Linked DNA regions of Homo sapiens: all the other regions are linked to region 1. Evidence: chromatin loops called from intact Hi-C (ENCODE). Cell type or tissue: A673. All regions are shown on one strand. Region 1 overlaps DLG2 (discs large MAGUK scaffold protein 2). Region 2 overlaps ANKRD42 (ankyrin repeat domain 42). Region 3 overlaps PRCP (prolylcarboxypeptidase). Region 4 has its middle 15 kb from the start of FAM181B. Region 5 holds the start of ANKRD42 (ankyrin repeat domain 42). Region 6 overlaps LINC02951 (long intergenic non-protein coding RNA 2951).

Evidence for each region. Hi-C counts contacts between places; a loop is a spot of excess contacts. Peaks named below come from ENCODE experiments on the same cell type or tissue, not always from the same donor. Only the 100,000 strongest peaks of a DNase experiment are listed, where the experiment ranks them.
Region 2: a loop joins it to region 1, with 8 times the contacts of the local background. A loop is called at or near these places in 30 of 110 quality-filtered maps.
Region 3: a loop joins it to region 1, with 10 times the contacts of the local background. A loop is called at or near these places in 26 of 110 quality-filtered maps.
Region 4: a loop joins it to region 1, with 8 times the contacts of the local background. A loop is called at or near these places in 40 of 110 quality-filtered maps.
Region 5: a loop joins it to region 1, with 9 times the contacts of the local background. A loop is called at or near these places in 4 of 110 quality-filtered maps.
Region 6: it touches region 1 in a loop (3-fold over the local background); 4 of 110 quality-filtered maps call a loop at or near these places.

Annotation. Positions count from the first base shown.
Region 1 is chr11:83,817,990-83,821,989 of GRCh38, reverse strand. The region is part of intron 17 of DLG2 (discs large MAGUK scaffold protein 2); the gene reads left to right. Among named protein-coding and RNA genes, the nearest start is that of DLG2-AS2, 180 kb to the right of the region's middle. In A673, a CTCF peak has its summit at 1,826 (motif pointing right); a DNase peak (open chromatin) is centred at 1,869; H3K27ac peaks cover 1,901 bases.
Region 2 is chr11:83,239,752-83,243,751 of GRCh38, reverse strand. It overlaps ANKRD42 (ankyrin repeat domain 42), which reads right to left. Exons shown (of 11, transcript NM_001300975.2): 9 at 2,818-2,993. Among named protein-coding and RNA genes, the nearest start is that of CCDC90B-AS1, 44 kb to the left of the region's middle. In A673, a CTCF peak has its summit at 2,222 (motif pointing left); a DNase peak (open chromatin) is centred at 2,221.
Region 3 is chr11:82,865,445-82,869,444 of GRCh38, reverse strand. All of the region lies in intron 1 of PRCP (prolylcarboxypeptidase), which reads left to right. Among named protein-coding and RNA genes, the nearest start is that of PRCP, 33 kb to the left of the region's middle. RefSeq lists an enhancer at 1,613-1,872. In A673, CTCF peaks have their summits at 1,561 and 1,763 (motif pointing left); a DNase peak (open chromatin) is centred at 1,764.
Region 4 is chr11:82,716,583-82,720,582 of GRCh38, reverse strand. No RefSeq gene overlaps it. Among named protein-coding and RNA genes, the nearest start is that of FAM181B, 15 kb to the left of the region's middle. In A673, a CTCF peak has its summit at 2,187 (motif pointing left); a DNase peak (open chromatin) is centred at 2,172.
Region 5 is chr11:83,191,277-83,195,276 of GRCh38, reverse strand. ANKRD42 (ankyrin repeat domain 42) reads right to left here and starts at 1,565. Exons shown (of 11, transcript NM_001300975.2): 1 at 549-1,565. The coding sequence starts at 606. ANKRD42-DT (ANKRD42 divergent transcript) reads left to right here and starts at 1,608. Exons shown (of 3, transcript NR_149009.1): 1 at 1,608-1,810. RefSeq lists enhancers at 589-948, 1,469-1,578, 1,639-1,858 and a silencer at 1,156-1,334. In A673, no CTCF peak of the experiment used is centred here; DNase peaks (open chromatin) are centred at 736 and 1,586; H3K4me3 peaks cover 2,942 bases; H3K27ac peaks cover 2,456 bases.
Region 6 is chr11:83,085,096-83,089,095 of GRCh38, reverse strand. The region is part of intron 2 of LINC02951 (long intergenic non-protein coding RNA 2951); the gene reads left to right. Among named protein-coding and RNA genes, the nearest start is that of LINC02951, 10 kb to the left of the region's middle. In A673, a CTCF peak has its summit at 1,863 (motif pointing left); no DNase peak of the experiment used is centred here.

The sequences.
Region 1 (4,000 bases):
GTTCCTCCTGCCTTTCCATCCAAATTCCCTCTTTTAATGACAAGGAGAAGAGTTATCTCCTTTGAGTTTGCTCTAGAGAGGAATGCAATAGAATGGGAACTTGAGGGTAGAGTTTGTTTTTTGTAACAGTGTTTATATGTTGATGGAAATGATTCAGTAGAGAGAAGGAAATTGGTGATTTATTTAGCAATTCATATACATGTATATTAAGTGGAAGAAGTGGAAAACACTTTGGCTGTATGGCTGTGACTCTTATTTGTTAATTATTTGATTTATTGAATATCTCTTATTGATTTATTTTGTTTATTGCTGTATTCGAAGAGTTTTGAAAAGTATCTGGCACTTTATAAGTGTTCAATAATGAAAACATGACTGTCAAATATTATTCTAGTGTTTATAGGAAATAGAGAGGTATATCAGACATTGTTCTCACCTTCAGGGGCTGATAGCTTAGTGGAGACATAAGATATGAACATGGTCGTAATGCATGGCAGATTGATAAAAAGAAACAACTACTATGACTTATTCTTCTCACGCTGACATTATTTAAAATCCATTCATCTAAAAAAAATCCATAATAAGTTTCTTAATTCCAAGTATCATCTTATCTTCTTCATCATCACCATCACCACTTCTGACACCATTCACTCCACCACATGCAATGACCGCTCTCAACAGCTGACATAAGTGGAGAGTCGATGAGCGTCCTCTAACAGCAAATTGCTCATACATGAGCTGCTTCTCTCTTTCAAATTCCCAAGGGCAGCATTGGCCCTTTCTCTGCTCAGGTTCTGAACAACTGCAGAGCTTGAAGCAGCAGATATCATGAGTTATGAGATGTGAACTTTCCAGCTAGTATGGAGGTCAGTAAGCATAAGCGTTATGTCTGCATCATCATTGCATCCCAGAACCTAACCCAGTGCTAGGCACACACAGGTGTTCATAGGTGATGAATAAATTAGATGAAAGAACTTGAAGTCTTCGCTAATGGGAAAGGAAAGCTTTTGGAGATTTTGTTCTAAGTTTTTTCCCTGAAATTCTCAGAAGATTCTTTTTTAAGTTGTCTGTGACATCTATGAGCCAACCTATTGCCTGGTTTTCCAGTTTAAGTGTCGGTTGGTTGGAAGAGAGAAATCCTGGATGAATAACTTACCAGAGAATAACTAAATATGGATCAGTAGATAGGATCCCAGGGGTAGCATTTTTCACTGGAAAAAGCTGTTCCTATACTACATATTTGCTGTGCTTTTCAAATGTCGGGGCTCACTTGCTCATCAGTGAATCAGTAAAAAAGGAAATATTCCCTTCCTCAGTTGTCAGGCCCACAGTATTTTCTGCCCCAGGAACAACTATCTCCAGGGAATATTTTCATTTGAAACATCCATTTTCTTGCCCTGAAAGCCATAAAAGATGAGACAAATCACTCTGAAAGCAGGTACCAAGGTCTGGACTTTTCAGCCTGAACCATAGTTTACCTTGTTACATATGAAATGCTTAGGTATCGTCATTCTAATAATGTGGCTGATAGCATTGATAATAATTGGTTGTTTCTGAATAGTACTTTTGATTTATGGAGCAATTTAAAATTTTTATTCTTATGGCAACCTTGAGACAGGCAGGGGATGGTATTATTATAATAACAACTTTTTATGAAGAAACCAAGCCTCAGAGATGCTTAGTAGAGAATACAAAGTGATAATGTTAGATGGAAACCTGACTATTTAGCTGCTCTTTTCTTATACTTTTTTTCAGTTATTTTCATAAACTGGCCTATGAACCTATTGTTCCCGTAAGACAATAAATAATATGTAGTGACTGGGATTATTTCCTAAAAATCCACAAGATGGCAGTAAAAGATTTTGCATTGAACTGGAGACACTAGTGGAATGTGGCCTTTTGCCCAGTTTTCATACTAGTGATTGTATTTGATCACAGTATTAAAACTGGTTATCATAATGATAGCTTTTTAAAATATAACTCAATGAATTCAAGTGGAATTCAAACCTGAAAGTAACATTTGTGACTTTGTTTATTATTATTATTATTATTGTGAGGGTCCTGTATTTAAACATAAGAAACCACTAGGAATCAGCTGGGAGCTCTGATAGCCAAGATTTCTTGAGAAAGCTCAAAATGAGAAATGTTACTCCTTCTTCAACGTTGGACTGACCTATAATTCTCCTGCTTGAAGGGGAGAAATAGAGGGGTCAGGAAAAGGTCAATAGTTAATCTTCCTTATAATTTGATTTCTTGTTATTTCTCTATGTTCAGAATCTTTCCTGGAGGGAAACTTTCCTGATGGACCAATGTTGCTGTAAAACATATTCCAGGAACATTTATTGCCTATATCTCTCAGGTTTTGTGTGTAACATAAACTATACTAAGCTATGGGTAGTTTTTCATGTACTTTTATTATTCTACTCTCAGATTTATGATAGAATTAAGAAGAATGAAGACTATATTTTTCTTTTCTTTTTCTTTTCTTTTTCTTTTCTTCTTTTTTTTTTTTTTTTTTTTTTTGAGATAGAGTCTTGCTCTGTCTCCCAGGCTGGAGTATAGTGGCATGATCTTGGATCACTGCAACCTCAGCCTCCCAGGTCCAAGCAATTCTCCTGCCTCAGCCTCCCAGTTAGCTGGGGTTACAGGCATGTACCACAATGCCCAGCTAGTTTTTGTATTTTCAGTAGAGATGGGGTTTCACCATGTTGGCCAGGCTGGTCTCGAACTCCTGACCTCAGGTGATCCACCTGCCTCAGCCTCCCAAAGTGCTGGGATTACAGGTGTGAGCCACTACACCTGGCCTACATTTTTCTTTCATTTGGCGGAGGGTCTGCCTCCATGCTGAGCGGGAACTCCCTTTGTTGATGGGGCTCGTGATCATCATCAGGCACATATAGACCTGAGTCAGTAGACTCTGTAATTGAGAACATCAGAAAAAATCACACTGTTTCTGTTTCTAACATAAAGGCAAGCAAGTGTTCCTTAGCATCTCCTTTGTGTGTAGCAGACAGGACTTATGCCTCAAAAAGATGGCAGTGGATTTGCATAAACATGTAAAAACTTAAAAATGAACGTCAGGTATCTCTGGTTTTAAAGTCCTTTGGGCAGTCTCTTATGCTACCCAAATTTATCTTTCCCCTTTTCCTGACTTTTCTTCTCTAATGTCTTTTTACGTTCATATTCATAGTCATTTCTTATGACAAAGAGTACAACCTTAATTTTTGCTTGCTTGTCAGAGATTCTCTTTTCACCTTGGGTGGCTCACCATCTTTCCCTGAAGGAAAAAATATATATAGCTTTCATACCCTTACTAACATAGATTTAAACCTCCTGTCAGGAAATAAGATATTCCACTCCATTCCTCTGTTTATTCATGTATCCTCTCATCCCTGTCTACAACGAACTTGATAGGGGCTTCTGTGTTTATGTCACCTTGCTATGTGGAATGTAATGATGACTAAGCCATGTGTCATGTCCTTGGGATGCTTATAGTCTAACAGAAGTAATAAGCAGGTCCACCCCGAATTATACTATAAGAAAAGTACAGTGAGGCAAGGGAGTTCCATAGAAAAGGCAAAACCTCACCAGGTATTCTGAGGAGGATTCATGTTTTCCTTGGTAATGGAAAGACCTTCCCAGATCCTCACTGCAAGTCTAAGATAAACGATTTTTTCATCAGGCCACAAAGGAAGAACATGAAGTCCAATGCAGAAGTTTTGAAAAGCAGGAGTGCTCAAGAATTATCAACAGCCCAGACCAACAAGACACCAGATGCAGGAGACTATTTGGCCTCTGAATAAACGGGATGAGGAGTTTAAGCACTGGGCTAGGCTAGGAAAAGCAAATAGCTCCCAGGAGCAACAATTCAGTTACTCAGGACAACCTGAACAAACTCCTGATCTTCTCACTCCTCTGTAAAGTGAAAAGACGGAGACTCAGGATCTTTAAAGGCCCTTCCAGCTCCAATATGCTAGGAATGTATGTGTTTGAGAGAACTTTG
Region 2 (4,000 bases), 580 kb after region 1:
AGGCGGAGCTTGCAGTGAGCCGAGATTGCGCCACTGCACTCCAGCCTGGGCAAGAGCAAGACTCCGTCTCAAAATAAATAAATAAATAAATACATACATACATAAAAATGTCTCCTCAGACAATTCTCAAGGGCAGACAGGTTTGGGAACCACCATAACCACTAGTAAGAAGATAGAGGGGATTAAGATAAAAAATGTCAGAAAAGACTGAAAGAGCAGTGAGTATTTAGCTTATATAATAATTTCATTAATATTTGAAAGTCTGTGTTTCGTAAAGCCTGTTCTATGGGGTCCTCAGAGGTAAGAACTAAGATTAATTGGAATTAGCTCCAGGAAGAAAGATTTCAATTCAACAAAAGAGGAAATTTCCAATGAAAACAATAAAAATCACGTATTTATGCAGTGTCTGTGATGTCGAGACACTACACTAAGTACCTTACACATTTTAATCCTCACAGAGAAGAAATGCTTTTCAAAAGAAGACATACACATGGACAACAAGCATATGAAAAAATGCTCAACATCAGGAATCATTAGAGAAATGCAAATCAAAACCACAATGAAATGCCATCTCACATCAGTCAGAATGGCTATTATTAAAAAGTCAAAAAACAACAGATGCTGGGGAGGTTGTGGAGAAAAGAACATTCATACACTGCTGGTGGGAGTGTAAAGTAGTTCAACCATTGTGGAAAGCAGTTTGGCGATTTCTCAAAGAACTCAAAACAGAAAGGAATATATATCACACTATATTCATACTATATTCACACTATATTCAAACTATAAAGACACATGCACACATGTTCATCGCAGCACTATTCACACAGCAAAAACATGGAATCAACCTAAATGCCCATCAACAGAAGACCGGATAAAGAAAACGTGGTGCGGCCGGGCACAGTGGCTCACGCCTGTAATCCCAGCACTTCGGGAGGCCAAGACGGGTGGATCACAAGGTCAGGAGTTCAAGACCAGCCTGATCAACATGGTGAAACCCATCTCTACTAAAAATTCAAACATTAGCTGGCTGTGGTGGCACGTGCCTGTAGTCACCACTACTCGGGAGGCTGAGGCAGAAGAACTGCCTGAACCCAGGAGGCGGAGGTTGCAGTGAGCCAAGATCGTGCCACTGCACTCCAGCCTGGCGACGGAGTGAGACTCCATCTAAAAAAAAAAAAAAAAAACTTAACTACCATTCACCGAATTCCCCAGGCCAGAAATCTGTCATCCTTGATTACCCTCTTTTTCTAACACCTCATAGCCACATCTATCAGCAAATCCTATCATCTTTCTCTCTTCTAAATACACCAAATCTCACCACTTCTCATTATCCCCATCATCTCCACTCCAGTCCAAGCCATAAACAACTCTCTCCTGAACTATAGCGATAGCCCCCTAACTGATTTCCCTGCTTCCACTCTTGCCCTATGAAGGAAAATGGGCTTTCCACAACACCAGAAATCTGGAGGCAAAAACAGTCAAGGCAAACAAGATCTTGGCTTGGCTTTCACTCTATCTTCCCAACAAAGTATGGTATTACTGATGCTGATTTTTTTCAAGAACCAGGATATATATATAAATATTGCTTAAAGGGAATACATAGAATGTTAATGTAAGCTCTTCTTAAATGGTGATGAAAGCCTCTAATATGAAAAGGTGGAAGCAAAACAAGAATGGAGATGTCCAATATCACTGGTAGTTACAGGCCTACATCAGGAACTCTAGGAGCCCAGGAAATCTGTGCAGATATTCTACGTCTGCTCTTGTACAATTCTAATTTAGTATCCTTGGCATCAGGATATAATTATATCAGGAACTTCATCCAACCTTATATTGTTAGATGGAGTATGTTCTCTTCCCACCTAATTCATACCCCATCTGAAATGCTATGCTCTTTTCCACCTCCCAGTCTATCACCCACCCAACAGGTAGAGTGATACTGTTTTTAAATGTGAATCAGATCACATCATTCCCCACCCTGAATCCCAACAATGGCTATTTAAAATAAAATCTATATGCTGAGATTTTGTAGTGAAAAAAGGGGAAAAATGAACAAATAAAAATCGAAATCTAAAATCCTTATTAGGCCCTACATGATCTGACTGGGTCCCTGCTTACCTTTCAGACCAATCTGTCGCCACTTCCTTAGGGATTCTACTCAAGCCACACTGACCATTCTCAATGCTACATAATGGCCTTTACGTGCACTGCTCCCTCTGCTGGCACGTTCTTCCAAGATCTTAATATGACTCATTCTCATCACTCAGGTCTCTGCTCAAACATCACCACCTCAGAGAGGCCTAATGACTTTCTTATCTATAGCACCACTCTACTCTATTTACTTTATATATCTATTTTCTTATCAATTATTTATCACCCTCCCTCCTGACTACCACCATTCGAATGAAGTTCCTTTGTATTGTTCACCATTACTTCAATAACTACAACAGTGTCTGGCACATAGTAGACAATAAATATTTGTTGCTATTATTATCTATAACAATCATTTGCCAACTAACCATGGAAATCCTTGAGATGTCTCTTTCCCTGCCCTGTTTCCTTGATCCACTGAAGAAAATACTTAAGTATTTTCTTATATAACTTTCCACCCCCTGAGGGACAGAGATTATGTCTTATACTTTTTATATGTTCAACAACCCTAGTACAAAAACTTATATTAGTTCTAGTTCCTCCAAAAATATCAAATTATTTTACTTTGTAGGCAGTATTTGTCTTTAGAATAGTTTCCAAATTTGTGGTAAAAAGTGGCTGTGGTATTTCTGAAAGGATAAATCACAACAGAGGCAGCATACTTACTTCTGGCATCTGTTTTATCCAAGTCACTCAGACATAAATCATCCTTGGCATCAGTGCTTCCCTCAACACCATGTCTTATAAAATATTTCACATCATTTTCATCAATTTCATTTTCGTCATCTATATCATATTTCTGTAGCTCCTCTAACAGCTTCACTGCTGCCAAATGGGCAAACCTGTAGAAAAGAATCAATAACTAACCAGATCCACAATCTTCTTCAAACTGAAACTGCAGCTTGCACTTAACTTAGGGGATTACACTCTGTACACCCTGCCATCAATCCACTCACCAGCCAAGGAGCCAAAATCTGAAGGTCAGTGACAATTTGACATATATTCAACTATGTAAGAAACTCAGTTACTTGGCACTACGGACAATTATTCATATTAAACACTGATTCCATAATTTTTATTGGCAAAAATACACTGGGAATGGAGATCCAATACCAAAGGAATATGTAGTATGCTCTCAAGCAGAGCTGCTCAACTGAATAGAAGGCCCAGAACCACCCTCCTTGATTACCTACAGTTATTGCCTTTTCTTGGCCTAATTTAGATTATAGAATTCATTTTCATTCCAGTTTTAGGGCTAACTATTAATATAGCTCTAGCCCCCTCTATCTTCACCCTTCCTCAAGCCAAAGCATTTGGTACGGCTTTGAAATTTAATGAAAAAATAATGACCTTTCCATTCATGTTTTCTAATTCTCCTTAATCTTTCCTGCATCTCTGTGAACGTTCCAGTAATGTACTCTTGGTTTTGGAGTTGTTGTGATTGCATGCAACCTGCATATTTTCCGCAATTTTGCTAACTGGAATTTTTAATATATTTTCTTACAACTTGAAGAATTACTCACTAAACATAAAAACCTTAAATCCTATTTTCTCATACTTACATAACCAAACACACACATTACCTCCTACCAGATACTGCAAATCATTAAAGACATAGTAATAAACATATGCAGGAAGTTGTAAGGTTTATAGAATTCATTAAGTCTACGACTAGGTTGTAATTTAACAGCTGTCATTTACTGAGTGCTTACTTTATGCTAGATTCAAAGTTATCTCTAAAATAACCCTACACCCACACCAAGCATTTTGGTGCATGAGAAAAAAATGTGGACCAGAAATTATGGAAAACTTCAGATATACCCATAGTATTCAATCACCTATTTGATGC
Region 3 (4,000 bases), 950 kb after region 1:
TTCTGTCTCTCTATACCGCTTTCTTTCTTTCCTTCCTTCCTTTCTTCCTTCTTTCTTTTCTTCTTTTCTTCTTCTTTTTTTTTTTTTTTGAGATGGAGTCTCACTCTGTCGCCCAGGCTGGAGTGCAGTGGCATGATCATAGTTCACTGTAACCTTGAACTTCTGGGCTCAAGGGATCCTCTGATCTCAGCGTCCTGAGTAGCTAGGACTATAGGCATGTACCACCACACCCGGCTAATATTTTTATTTTTTGTAGAGACAGGGTCTTGCTATGTTGCCCAGGCTGGTCTTGAACTCCTGGGCTCAAGTGATCCTACCACCTTGGCCTCCTGAAGTGTTGGAATTACAGGTGTGAGCCAGTGCACCTGGCCTAGGTTTTTCTTTTTCCTTATTTATTTATTTATTTTTTGAGACAGAGTCTTGCTCTGTCACCCAGGTGGGAATGCAGTGGTGTGATCTTGGCTTACCGCAACCTCTGCCTCCCAGGTTCAAGTGATTCTCGGGCCTCAGCCTCCCAAGTAGCTGAGATTATAGGCGTGTATCACCATGCCTGGCTAATTTTTTGTATTTTTGTAGAGAAGAGGTTTTGCCATGTTGGGCAGGCTGGTCTCGAACTCCTGGCCTCAATTTGATCCTCCCGCCTCAGCCTCCCAAAGCGCTGGGATTAAAGGTGTGAGCCATTGTGGCAGCCCAGTGAGTCTAATCTCATCTCCCATGTCTTCCCCTCATAAACCTCTTGCCGTAAAACAACAGTTCCTGAATTTATGCTCATTCTGTATAGCTCATCATAGCCTTGCACATGTTTTTCTTCCTTTGCTTGAAATGCTCTTTTGTACCTGAAAAAAAAAAATTCTTCTCTGTGTTTCAGCTCAGATATTACCTCCTTGGTGCAGCCCTCTGTAATTTCCTCAGGCAGGGTGGTGACTTTGGCTTCTGAGCTCCCACAGTGCTTTGTATACAGAACTTAACCACACCACTGCTTGGTTGTTTACTAGCACATTAATCATTTCTGTTAGATTCTCCAGAACTTGAGAAATGGAATTGTATCTTAGTTTTTTTCTTAATACCTGCCTTTTAGTGAGCACTCAATAAGTATTTTTAAATGAAAGAAAAATTTAATATTAATGTGATTTAGTGCAATATAATTTACATATGCCTGTATAGTGAAATAGAAATATAAACATGTATCTTGTAAAATAATATATATCTTCAATGAGATTTTAAATGTTTATCAATCTGCTTTTGAATTATCTTATTATACATACAGAACAATGCATTATCCTAACTCCAGAATCCCCTCATTCTCTTTTACAGTCAGTTTTCCCCTGCACTGGTAACCAATATCCTGGTTTCTGACAGCACAGATTTTGAATCCTGACTTTAAAAAGAAGGGGGATGATTGTTGTTTCAATCATGTGAACATATAATATATTTATTTAGAAAAGAAAGATTTAAAATAATTGGCCTCTGTGTCTGTTTTTTATCCAAGAGTTTGGACTTGAGATCTAAGTTCCCTTTCTGTCCTAAGATTTTCTGAAACTTAATTTAAAACTTAACAAACCGGGTGTGGTGGTGTGCGCCTTTAGTTACAGCTACTCTCGAGCTTAGGAAGGAGGATCGCCTGAGCCCAGGAGTTCGAGGCTGCAGTGAGCTATGATCTGGCCACTCTACTTTGCCTGGGCTACAGAGGGGAGACCCCGTCTCTTAGAGAACAAACAAAAAAAAAGTAATGGTCTTTCCGACTTTACTACTTATATAAGGGCGCCCTCTGGTGGTGTGTCATTTCCTAAAATTTATATGCAGTGCTTGATTACAGCAGCACTTTATCTCTAATTTGGGAGCTTGAGCTGTGGCCCGGTAATTCTTCTAGTACAAAGCTTCCTGAAGCCGTGGGAAGGCATTGATTATGTGGTGCTTTCACAGAGCTGTTTGACCAACAGATAGAATCTCCCTCTAATGAAACACTTAACTGTTATTTGTCAAAACATGTTATTTCTTGATTTACTGGAGCATTTTAGGTATTCTCAACGGCAGGATATTTTCACCTCTGTTTTAGCAGTAAAGCAAAGAGTGTTTTGGTTTCACAGCATTTTGATAACTTAGCAATTCCCCCTCTGGGCCCAGGAGTTCTTGGTTTGAGGAAAGAAAGGTTATTAAGCACTGCAGAATTTTTCGAGAGGGTGTTTTCTCTCCCCATTTGGTTACTAAGCACAATTTTTTTTTCCACATAGATAGATGCTGTTGTGATATTTATTTATACCATTATTGAATTTATAATAGCTTCTCATATTTTCTCAAGCACTGGCTACTAATATATAACACATCTGTGATAATTTTAACATTAAGAAGGGAACCTCATAATCAGAAACACAAGAACCACTTACTTAGAAGATTTAAACTGCATCAGTTGAGCAATTATCTATGGCCGGGCGCGGTGGCTCATGCCTGTAATCCCAGCACTTTGGGAGGCTGAGGCAGGTGGATCACTTGAGGTCAGGAGTTTGAGACCAGCCTGGCCAACATGGTGAAACCCTGTCTCTACTAAAAATACAAAAATTATCCGGGTGTGGTGGTGGGCACCTGTAATCCCAGCCACTTGGGAGGCTGAGGCAGGAGAATTGCTTGAACTCGGGAGGTGGAGGTTGCAGTGAGCCGAGATCACGCCCCTGCACTCCAGCCTGGGTGACAGAGCAAGACTCCGGCTCAAAAAAAAAAAAATTAAAAACAATTATCTATAAAGTATCTGCCATGTACAAGGGCACTGTGGTAGCTATTGTGTTCTTGCCTTTCAAACCATCTGAGTATAGGAGGCTGGGGCACTAAATTTTCCCCATGATGGACTCTCCCATTATCACTTATTTGCTTCCCTTTCTCATTTACCATTTTCTCTTTAAATAAATTTATTTCTAAGAGTCTCATTTTTAAGATTAGGGGCATGTTAGGAAAAAAAAAGCATAGGAGTCAGGGAATGCAGTTCTGTCTCCTGGTTAACACTTATAGAAGTATGTGTAAAGAGGAGCAGTGTCTTATTACATACGAAGATGATTGCCTTTGAAGCATATCTCTGAGAGGACTTCCACCCTTTTTGTTAAGATGGAAGCTCGACCCTCTAAGGTTGGCAATGACGAGAGCATCTTCGTGGGAAGGGAGGACAGTATCTTCTTGGACTCACCTTCCTCTTGGAGGGACTTGTAAACATTTCCTTTGCTACCACTACACTCACTGGGGGATACCGTTTCCTCTTTAATTCTTTAAGTCAAATTTAATCTCCAATACTTTCTGGTATCTTCATTGTATGGATGAGTAAAGGTAGAACATTTAAGCAGGGTTTTTGAAAGGCCTTGACATAATAAAGAAGAAATAAACCAGGAGTCATCCAAGAGCCAGAGATCTGACTCATAAGATGTGGCTTGCTCTCTGATCTTGTCCTACCTCTAGGGTGCCCATGTGTGAGGGACAACTTAGTAGGAATCCACTCCTAGACATCCATCCTTCTCCAACTGTAGATCTAGGGCTTGTCTAAACTCCACCTTCCTTCCATGTTTTAGTCCTTCTTTGGGAACCCGTGTTCTTCTAACATAAAAGTGTCCATCCTTTCAGGGCATATCAAGCTTGCCCAGAAAGCTGTCAGTCTCCATTTAAGAACTCTAATGGAATGTAACCCCACAATCCCCAAATTAATATAAGACACACACATCAAATGGGAGAAAGAGGGTCTTATTTTATTTTAGATCTCTGCATTAGAGTTGGAAACCAGAGCACATGAAAAACTCCTTTAAGGTGCTTTGATTTATTGGAGGCGTAAGTTAATTTTTTTGGTCATGTATATCTCTGGGTATACTTTTTGTATCTTTAGTAAAATTTTAGTTAACTGTTATTAGATGTCTGGGTGCCTGAATAAATCCAACTGCATACTGAATTTTCTAAAACCGAAGGCTGCCAAGAAGGAGCCAATGTGATTTTGGTTTTATCAGTGGCCTAATGGAGTTAGCAATAGTAG
Region 4 (4,000 bases), 1.1 Mb after region 1:
CTGGGTCATGGGTTGCTGCCAGAACATCGTAAGAAAAGCCAATCTTGTCCATATAATGGCATGAGGAAACAGGAAGCGCTGCAGCATGACTTTATTATCCTTCCTCTGAGCAGGGCCACCGTTCAGCTGGGAGGACCTTACCTTTGTTCCTACAGGTTTCTACAGGTTACACACCAACTGCTGAGAGCAAGTTGAATGACAGTAAAAGGTGGTGAAACAACAACACAACAGCAGCAGCTACAAGAGCCGCCTTGGACCTGGAATTGGCACACTGCAGTGGTCACCGGCCTAGACTGAACCGGTTTAAATTTCACTCTGCCTTTTCTTACTGATGCCATTTTGTAGACTTACCGAACCTTTCTAAGCATCAGTTTTCTCATCTGGAAAGTGGGAATAACAATATTCCCTGCTTTTCAGGGTTAGTGTGAGAATTAGAAATCAGGTAGGTAGCTACTGCTGAGGGCCAGGCATATAGCAGGTTCCCAGGTACTGGTAGATACTGTTATTTCTAAGACCTGGATGTAACCAATGCTGATGCTCACTAGTGCTGGATAGGACAGTCACATCATCATTTCTGAGTATCAGTGTTCGTTCTCATCTCTAGAATGGAGACATGTGATGTTTCCACATGGTGGTTGTGAAGATGAACTGAAATATAAACAGCCTCCAGCATAGCATTTGCCAAATGCAAGGCCTTAGTAAATGTCAGTAGGATCTGAAAATCCAATGGTTGGAGAATAAAATCTCCCCTTTAGCTATGAATTTATTTCCATTTCATCTGGAGTCTGAGGAAGATCCAAGTCCTGTTATTTATTTAACTGTATTTGACTGTGTTTAATACTTGTAGCTGACTTTTAGGTCACTTTGATATTTCCTCTGAGATTTTCATCTTCCTTTGGCTAAGAGGCAAGTTTCAAACAGAAGAGCAAACCGTGGACTTCTAGTGCTGGATCTTCTTTTGGAGAACAGAATTGTCCTCAGTGCTGCCTGTGATTCTGAATCTCCTGGGACAAGAGGAGGACTTGAAAAACAGCCCAGTTCTTCCCCAGACTCACAGATGTGACTGATGCAGCTGGGCCTGGGGTGAGCACAGTTGGAAGCCACTGCTCTGTCCAGATGCTTCTCACAGAGGCGCCAAGGACTGGCCACACATTCTCTTACCTGCTTGCTCCTCAGTCTCCGTCAATGCCTTTATGTTTCTGTTCTCTTTATTCACGTAGTTGACAAAATGCACAACGAAAGCATGCAAAAGACAGAGCTAATCTTGACATTGGCGAAAATTATGGTTTCATGTTTAAAGAAACTATAGAAGAGATAAAAGAAGTCTTTTCTAAATTTAAAAAGAATTTAAATATTTATACTTTGTATGTGACCATAAGCGGAGAGAATTGGCCCTTTTGTTCCAGAAAAGTAATTGGTGTTAAGCCTGAAAATCTAATTTTAACAGGGAGATCTGGAAAGGAGAGTTATAGCATGAATGCTGCCAAGATGAACAGATTGCTTCAACCTCACTAGATTTTAGCATTTTTCCCCCTCTATAGAATGAAGATAGTGATGGCAATGCTTGTCTTGCTTTCATATGCTGTTGTGAGAAATGAGGAAGCCAAAGCATTGGCAGTGTTTTACAAAATGCAAAGCACGAAACCATGAAAAGGATAACTTGCCTCGTGACCTCATTGGGCAAGTTATTTGACATTTTAGTCCCTTAGTTTCACCATCTGCAAAGTGGGACCCATAATGCCTAATGCTGGCCTGACTGGGATGTTATGGGGACAAAAGTAGACGGTGTTTGTAAAGGCACTTGGAAAAGCAGGACACCTGTATTAAATTAAAGTAGCAGTGTATTTTCTATTTAACAGACAATAAAACAGGTACTGTGAGGCCACATTCCACTGAGCTTTCTGAGCAGAGCTGCGCCTCTGGCCAAGCCTTCTGGGCTCAGTGTCTCTGCTTCCAACGGACTTCCCCATGCTCTGCTTAACAGCACTGACTTCTCTTTTATCTTGGTTGCCAATCCTCCCGAGGTGGAGGCAGGCCCAGGTCCATTCTTGGGGTGAGGCTAGGAAGAATAGGGCCATTTATAACTCTGCTCAGATGACTGGAGAATCCTTTCAAACTGCTTGGCTGAAAAGCATCTAACAAAAACTTGGGGAATCCAAAGGCCTAAAGAGCCATCTAGTGGTTGCACATACAAACGACGCTGGCTTTTGCCAGTAACTTCACTGGAACAGAGATAATGGAAAGGGATTTTATTTTTTTCCTCTCCTAAATTTGTGCCTGCCCGGGCAACCATAGAAAAGGATTGATGTAAGTGTCCACTGTCCCTGCTTGTAACCCTGGACTTCAGAGTGATGTTGGAGGAAAACTGGGAACCTCTACAGACTTGAGCTGCTACAAAGCCTTGGTTTCCTTTCTCAGCTCCTGGCTTGCAGTTAGTTGTGTCCATGTGACTGAGTCTTTTTTTTTTGTTTTGAGATGGAGTCTCACTCTTGTCGCCCAGGCTGGCGTGCAGTGCCATGATCTCGGCTCACTACAACCTCCATCTCCCAGCTTCCAGCGATTCTCCTGCTTCAGCCTCCTGAGTAGCTGGGATTAGAGGCACCCCCAACCATGCCTGGCTAATTTTTGTATTTTTAGTAGAGACAGGGTTTCACCGCGTTGGCCAGGCTGGTCTCAAACTCCTGACCTCAAGTGATCCTCCCGCCTCTGCCTCCCAAAGTGCTGAGATTACCATGCCCGGCCTGTGACTGAGTCTTAGGTGATGGAATGTGAGCGGAAGTGATACACATCACTTGTGAGTCTGGTCCATAGAACTCTCTACATAGAAATCTCCAAGTCATTTGTCCTTTTGTGGTGTGATGCAGATGAGCATGGCAGTTTTGGGATTCATGTGTTGAAGATGGAATCACAAGATGCAATGAATCTGGGTCTTCAAGTCACCACTTGGAGGAGAGCTACCTGTCCATGAAGAACACCTCTTTTGGACTTTCCATAGCAAGAAGTAAACCTCTAAGTGTCTTTGAGCTATTATGCATCTTTGTGTTTGTTTGTTTGTTATACCATTTAGGGTTACCTTAACGAATATAGTTGTTGTTAGTCAAGTTAACTATGAAAATCAGAGACAGATTTACCGTGAAGCCAATGAAGCTCTAGCTTCAGGGATCTTCATTTGCGTAGGCCCTTTCCAAGGTCCAAGGTGTGCATGTGAGGAAGTGGGTGGGGGGGGGGGTCCCCTGGCAATGTGTTCTCATGGTTATGTTTTGTGAAATTTGCAAAAGTAAGATATTTTCAACTGCATGCAATTGGTTAGGTGTGCTGCCTCTTTCCTTGTCAACTTCCGCTCCATCACATTTTACTCTGTGTTGGATGGCGTTGGGGAAGCATGGACATTTTGGGGACCCAGCTCAGGGAAGTTGAGTGGGGATACATTTAGTCTGAGTGTAGTTGTTGCATTGTCGTGGTTTTCTGTCTCTTTCATGCAGAGTTATTGCTAGCTGTTCTGGTATAAGAATGGTTTCCAGGGATAGTACTCTGCCCACTGTGCAGCTGTGAAAACATGATGCAAGGTCAGAGGTTGTACTATAATAGAGTCTGTTCAGGGTGCCTGGTTCAGGGAAAATGTGAGCAGAGGGGAGAAACAAGGCTTGAAATGTATGGAGTCAGAAACTAGTCTATAGAAATTTCTTCTAATCCATTCTGATGTGTAAAATTGTAAGCAGAGAATTTAGTTCTTATTGATGCTTTGTCAAAATTGAATTTCATTCCTGTCAGGACACACTTGGTAATTTTTAAAACCATATACAATTTTAAATATACTTTATATTTTATCTCCTTTTTTCATGGGACTAGCTTAGTTGATAAAGCTTGAATACAGCATTTAAATTGAATTTCCAAAAGATATTCTGGAATGTCTTAATAGAAAAAGGAGAAATTATGGATTTTTGATTTGGACCTTCTTTGACACTTTAAATTTAGCTATTAAAGAACAGAGAGAAAATTC
Region 5 (4,000 bases), 630 kb after region 1:
CAAAGTAGGCATATGCAGTAAATATTTACTGGATGGTTGAATGAGTAACCGATTTGAGGGCCACCAGTAGGACTGAAGTCACAGTAAATGACAAGAAAAAGAGAACCAATGATGGCATCATCAAGGGGTAAAAGCTGCATTTAAGAAGATGGCAGAAGAAAAGAAAACGGTAAGGGAAAGGGTCACTCAATGGAGTGAAAGAAGAAAACTAAGTAAGTACTAATTTGTCACCTCCACAGGGTCAAATGCTGCAGGGAAGTCAAGGAAGAACTTAAAAGGGTCCGTCCATTAAGACTGAACAAGAGTTGATGTCAAGCTGGGCAAGAAGACTCGGAGGAATAGTGTGGATGGAAAAAAGGAAAGAAAGCGGAAATAATACAGAACAGGGGAGAGCTGAACAGCTTTGGTATCCCCTGAAAATAAATTAAAAAGGGAAAGGGGGGAGTGACGGCTGAGAAAAGGAAATGCCAGAAAGGGCTAAGGCTGTTGCGGGCTTAAGTGAGAAAAGGAATACGACAGAGATGAAGGCCAATGACAGTCTGACTCACAGGGGTTTGCAGTCTCCCTAGAGGAAGTGGAGGGGCCTGAATTGGCCACCCCGGGCATGGCGCAACACCTCCGACTCTGGGGAGGAGTTGAGTCCAGGCCCCTGATGCTGCGGCGGTCTTCACTTGCTCTCACCCACGAGCCACTGCAGCGGCAGCGGCCCTCTTCTCCGTCGTCACTAGGACGGGGCCCAAGGTCCTCTCTTGCTCTCTCCCAGAAGCTGCAGCGGAAACCTTCGTCTTCACTTTCTCTCTCCCAAAAGCCACTGAAGCGGTAGCTGGCGTCTTCACTGCCGCTCACACCAGAGGAGTCGCTGGCTGCGTAGCCGCGGTCTCCACTTACTTCCTCCCAAGAACTACCAACGCTGTGGCCGCCTTCGACACTCCCTCCCTCCCAGGAGCCACTGAAGCGGCGACTGCGATCGTCACTGACTCTATCCCCGAAGTCACTAGTTCGCGGGTCCCGAATGTCACTGACTCCCTCCCAAGGACCACTGAGGCGGAGGCCTCGGTCTTCTCTGGCTGTTCCCCTGGAGTCGGTAGTTTGGTGGCCTCCAACTTCACTAAAATTCACGTCGCTGCTGCAGAAGGTGCTGTCTCCCCTAACTCTCTCCCAAGAGCAGCTGTGACTGTGGCCACTATCTCCCCTAACTCTCTCCCTAGAGACGCTGCGGCAGTGGCCGAGGTTTTCACTGACCCTTCTCAAGTCACTGCGGGAGAAGCCGGCGTCTGCACTTAGGCTTCCTGCAGCGACCCTGGAGCGGCGGTCGCTCTCTTCACATTTTCTTTCCCCGTCGTCGCTAACTCTTTCCCTAGACTCGGCGCCGGAATGGCCGTGTAGACCGTTTATCCTCCACACGTGGTGGCTAGTGCGGCGGCCACCGTCTTCGTCTGCTACTCCCTGCGAATCGCCGTAGCGGCGGCCGCCTTCCGCTGGTACTTTCTCGGAGTCTCTTTCCAGCCTCCCGACTCCAGCCACTTGGCTGGAGAGGCAGCAGGGCCGTCGCCTTGGAAACGAGTACACTTCCGACGTGCTGAGGTCATTTCCCGTTCCTCACGGCCCACGCTACTTCCGGTTTCCTTTCCCTCAGCTATTCCATGGCTTTTCGTGTGGACAAATCGGGAGGTGGTGTAAACTGGTTTTTGGTGAAATTCGGCTCGGCCTCATGCGAACCTATCTAGGTCCGTCTCTGGAGTGGCCTGTCATCGATCGCGCCCTCCATCGCTGAGCGACACAAGTGGAACCCCCCAGGACTGCATTCTGCGTAGGTGACCTGTGTGGCGCGGGCCGGGCGGGGCCTTTTTGTCCTTGGGCAAACGTGGTATACTTTCTCAGTGGTGGTTGGAAGGAAATTTGTTGCCCTGTCATTTCGCAAGTATGGAAAAAGACCTAAAGGAGAATTTAGCAGCTGCAGCCGCTGTTTTTATTGCGTACTTTACTAGCGCCAACTCTTTAATAATCGCTTGTTAGTTGTTACCCCTGTTTTATGGGTCAAGAGACTCAATATATCAGTACTTTGGTAAGGCCAGGCAGCAGGTAAGTTGTAAAACCAGTAAAAAAACACAGGTCATTAGTCAAAAGAGTGCTTCAGGTCTCCTGACTCCAAATCCGAGAATCCTTTCACTGTAGCATGTTTACTGCTCAAATATTTCTACAACCCTATTGCTTAACAACAGGAATGAATTATTTCACCATTTGTTGCAAACGTATGGGTCACGTTTTGTGCCAGCAGCAGAAAATACAGAAATTAGTAAGAATTACCTGCCCTCCAGGGGCATCACCAACCTGGATTCCCCTCTCGGCCCAGTTTTTCCACCCTTATTGCCTTCTCCCTTCAGGAATAATGAACTCGTCCTGGAAGCGTACCTTACTTTTTAATATCTCTGCCTTGTCATGTGCTGTTCGTCTTACCAGGAAACTACCCTGCTTTTCCCCCAGTTTTGGTCTGTGAACACATTTGGGAAATTCTTCTGATCCTACCGCTACTCTCTTGAGGTACAGTAAATTGTCTTTGACTTCCATCACCTTTTGTAATATTACAATTGCCATCTACTGAGTTCCTATGATCTGCCTGGCATTGTACTAAGTGCTTTATATTTTCTTGTTCATTTTTTTATGCCAACATAAATGAGTTTGACTCAATTCTTATTATAACCTGCCAAAATAAGTATTCCTCTTCCTTTTTACAGAGAGAGAAACAAGGGAAAAAAAAGTTAATTGCCTGAGGATATACTGCTAGTGTTGCGGGACAAATAGAGACGGGAGAGGCCAAACAGAATTCAGGACAACCCTTTATTATTAAGGTGATCACTGGCTCAGTCGGACTGGGGTCCAGAAAGTCTGAGCCCGGAACAAAGGGATCAATCACCTTTTAAGCAATTTGTGGCGGGAGTTTGGTGCTACAGGAAGCCTACTTGCAGAAGCAAGAACAAAGGCAGTTAATTATTCTTTTACATTTGTTACACCACATGTCTTACATCCTTGGGAATGCATGCTTTTGTAGCAATTGCTTATCAACCTTGTGACTTTACAGCGCGCTAGGGAGGGAAGCAGGAACTCGTGGTGCCTCAAGGAACGTGAAACGGTGGAACACAGATAAGCCTCTCCGTGCGTAGAGGAGAAATAAGCGGTTAATATTCTCTCTTAACCCAGGCCTCCGGAGGGTGGGGGGCTATATTTCATTCTACCTCTAAGGAAAAGAATAAACTTCTTGACTAATATACTTATAAAATTCATTAATTCCCCCTTCACTAGTAAATAATAAATACCTGACTTAGGATTCCAAAATAGGTCTTGAATTTTTCTGCAGGAGCTCCTCAAAGTCTCTGAATTCCCACAACCTTTTATTAGATCACTTATCCCATTGTATTATAATTATCTGTTTAACAATTTTTCCTCACCCCTAAAGGACCCTGAGCTTCTGGAAGGTAGGGACTGTATCTTAAAATCTTGGCATTTCTGATGTCTAGAATATTTCATTTAAGAGAAGGGCTTAGTAACTGTTGTGTGGGTGGGTTGATGAGTTAACTGTCAGGCAGGTGAACTAATAGGCTGAAGATAAAGTTTTTCACTGTTGGAAGTGAATTTGGGATTAGTCATCCTAATCCCCTCACTTTTAGAGATGGGGCAACTGAGTCATGCGCGGTGGCTCACGCCTGTAATTCTAGCACTTTGGGAGGCCAAGGTGAGCGGATCACCTGAAGTCAGGGATTTGAGACCAGCCTGGCCAACATGGCGAAACCCCATCTCTACTAAAAATACAAAAATTAGCCAGGCATGGTAGCAGGAGCCTGTAATCCCAGCTGTTCGGGAGGCTGAGGCAGGAGAATCACTTGAACCTGGGAGGCGGAGGTTGCAGTGAGTTGAGATCGCGCAATTGCGCTCCAGCCTGGGCGACAAGAGCAAAACTCCACCTCAAAGAAAAAACAAAACAAGACATGGGGCAGCTGAGGCC
Region 6 (4,000 bases), 730 kb after region 1:
TCTGAGTCCTAATTCTTTTTCTTTCATTTTTTGAGACAAGATCTCGCTATGTGCTCAGTCTAGTCTTGAACTCCTGAGCTCAGGCCTCAGCCTCCTGGGTAGCTGGGACTACTGGCTTATGCCACAATGCCAGGTGGAGTCCTAATTCTCTTCAACAGTTTAAACTACAAGCTAAGGTACTAATGATCAATAATGGTATAATTTAGCATTTCCTTGCTTATATTTCTACAAGGCTATTTGAAATGGCACTGTCTTAACCCAAAAAGGCATACTTTTTGAATAAGGAATAACTATATGAAACATTTAAAGTGTTTTTTTGTTTTTGTTTTTAGACAGAGTGTCACTCTGTAGCCCACTCACAGGGTGGAGTGCAGTGGTGTGATCTCAGCTGATTGCAATCGCCACCTCCCGGGTTCAAGCAATTCTCCTGCCTCAGCCTCCCTAGTAGCTGGGACTACTGGTGCACTCCAGGCGCACTGGCCCAAACGTTACTTTTTGAAAAATAACCATTTTTAATCACAAAAATTATAAATGAGACAGCTCAAGAGGATTTTTTTTGAGGTGATAGAATTGTTTAGTATCTCAATTATGGCGGTGGTTATATGATTCTTTGCATTTGTCAAAACTCATAGAATTGTATACCAAAATATGTAAATTTAAAAATTAACAATACTTTTTTAAAGAGGAAGAAAGTAATTGCATAGTCTACTGATGCCCCTTAGTTTTCCTGCCCAGAGGCAATCACAATGCAATACTGGTCTTCTAAAGAATCAGCTGGGTGTGGTGGCTCACACCTGTAATCCCAGCGCTTTGGGAAGCCAAGCCAGGAAGACTGCTGGAGCTCAGGAGTTTGAGACCAGCCTGGACAACATGGCAAAACCCTGTCTCTACAAAAACTTAGCCAGGCATGGTGGTACCCATCTGTAGTCCCAACTACTCAGGAGGCTGAGGTGGGAGGATCACTTCAGCCTGGGAGGCAGGGGCTGCAGTGAGCCAAGATTGCACCACTGCACTCCAGCCTGGGTGACAGAGCCAGGCCCTGTCTCAAAAAGAAAAGAATTCTTTTTAACAGGAGAAAAAGCACAGAAAATTATTTTTTTATTGATACATACATAATAGATGTATATAATTTAGGGTACATGCGACAATTTTATACATTTATGTAATTTGTAAAGATCAAATCAGTGTACTAAGAATGACATTGTAATGCTAGAAATGTAGTCACTGAGGCAGACTTATTGGACAGATGTTTTTGGAAATGACGACTTTTTAGTCCTTGTAAGCTGATAAATCCACTATTCTATTCAAGGTAAGGTTGGCACTTATTGGGGCAAATGAAAATGAGAAAATTAGGGAGTAAGGTCTGGAGAAGATAAGTGAGAATTAACACTGACACTAAAATTTTAACATTCAGGGACTAGAGCCAAAACAATAAATACATTTAAAAACAAAGATTGCATAAGAACAAAAATGTGATTGTTTTCAAAGGTTACAGATTTTATTCCAAGGCTGTGCTGAAAAAACATCCTGCTTGGTAGCCTACCTGGAATCAAATATTCTCTCCCCTTCCTACTAATATTACTCATATGTCTAATTCAGTTTCTATACAGTTCTTAGTGTTTTTTCAGTTATATGTCATTCATGCCAACATATCCATTTTACCCATTTAATTGATACTGAATGATTACTAAATGTAAAATTAATAGTTCTGGTATTTTATTGCCATTACAATATTTATATTATTCTACTGTAGCTTTTTTGGCTTGCAGATCTATTTTCCACCTCTCCCCGCCAAAACTGTCAGACTCATATTGGCATATCTGTGTTTATTTATCTTGGAATCCCTAGAACCTACCTTGTATATTATCTGACACCTAGTGGATACCGAATGAATATTTACTGAAGAAACAAGAGCCCTGTTTTAAGCAGAAGGAAATGTGAATACAAATATGGTTGAGCTCCTGCTTTTAAAAGAACTTACAACTTGCTGGTCATGTACAGTCAATATAATTAGTAGGCCACATGCATAGGTGGGTAAATAGAGGACAGAGGGTAGAGAAAGACTGAATGTAGTCCGATTACATGAAACAACTTATCTTAACATTCTATTACAAACATTAGTGCTAGGGTATGTAACAGGAGACCCTTTACTGTCCTTTCATAGACCTGTGCTGATGATAGAAAACCTTACTGGGTGACAGGAAAATAGATTGGATAGATATAGCATATCTAAAAATGTTCTAATTGTATTTTATTTTTAAAGAAACTGAGGATGAAACAGCCATTGACAAGACTGCATATTCTTGGAATCTGTTATCATAAAGAATAAGGTCCTAAAGGAAAACAATTTATTTCACTAAAAAACAAGTCTGACTGGGCGCGGTGGCCAGCACTTTGGGCCGAGGTGGGCGGATCACTTGAGGCCAGGAGTTCAAGACCAGCCTGGCCAACATGGGGAAACCCTGTCTGCACCAAAAATACAAAATTAGCTGGGTGTGGTGGCGCAGTGCGTAGTCCTGGCTACTCCAGAGGCTGAGGCAGGAGAATGACTTGAACCTGGGAGGCAGAGGTTGCAGTGAGCCGAGATCGCACCACTGTACTCCAGCCTGAGCAACAGAGCAAACTCCATCTCAAACAAACAAACAAACAAACAGAAGAAAATCCCCTAGTCTTTCTGGAGATATTTCATAGGCTTCTTTCAGAAGATAAACTTAAGTGTTAACAGTAATGGCTTTATGGTCATAGCATTTACTACACGATGACATAAAGCTCAACCATCAATACATAATGTTTTATTCTCCAATACTATGGTCCTCTCCTGATCCTTTCACACACTAGTTCTGATGTACTGAGAATTGAGGACTCCAATTCAGTTTCCTGTTGAGGCGAGGTAGGATTTCATCAAGAAATGTTTTATTTCCTTGATTGTCTGAAACAGTGCACTTTGCTAGTGCAAAATCTGTCACAAAAGAATTGGATAAGTGGGAGGGGGGTGTAAATTGTTAAAGGACTAAGCAATCCATCAGAGTTTTATAATTTAACAACTTACTTATCCATTAAGCAATTATTTCATGCCTACTGCTTATGTGCCAAGCAGAAGAAAACAGCATATTACCTACTGGTAACAATAACAAGTGGCTGCCAAGGCAGCTTAGTGGTTTATGAGCCAGTCATTTTGCAGCATTGTGCTAAAAGGGAGGGAGAGTTAGAAGGTAAAATCAAGTCGCTTCTTACATGTTATCATCAGCTTTTGGGGAGTATCGTGAATTTTATTTTTTATTTTTAGTTGAGAGACAAGGTCTTGCTCTGTAGCCCAAGTTGGAGTGCAGTGGCATGATCATGGCTCACTGCAGCCTCAACCTCTTGGGCTCAAGCGATCCTCTCACCTTAGCCTCCCCAGTAGCTAGGACTACCAGCACGTGCCACCACAACCAGCTAATTTTTAAATTTATTGTCGAGATAAGGTCTCCCTATGTTGTCCAAGCTGGTCACAAGCTCCTGGGCTTAAGCAATCCTCCTGCCTTGGCTTCTCAAAGTGCTAGGATTACAGGCATGAAAATGTTCATTCATTTGTTCTGTTGTGTACCAAGTGTAGTGGATATAGTCAAGCTTGGATATTAAAACCTATATATTCAGGTATTAATAAAGGAGCTAGATCCTCCCCCAACCTCATCCCTGATGAAACAAATGAAAATTTAGTAATTTTGAAAAAGTATCTTAGTCTTCACCATGAGAAAAATGAGATCTTCCTTAAATTCACCTTATAGTGTAAATATTTTGATTTTAAATTATATAGGTTAAGGCATCAAATTTTTCACTGCTTAGGTGTCTACAGATTTCAGTCAGGCTTTGGATACAACAGTGAAGAAGACAAGCTCCTATTAAAAAATTTTAACCAGGGTTCTTAATTAGGAGTTTATAGATTAATTAAAGGGGTCCATTACATCTCTCTTTTATTTTGAGACAGGGTCGGGCTCTGTTGCCCAGGCTGGAGTGCAGT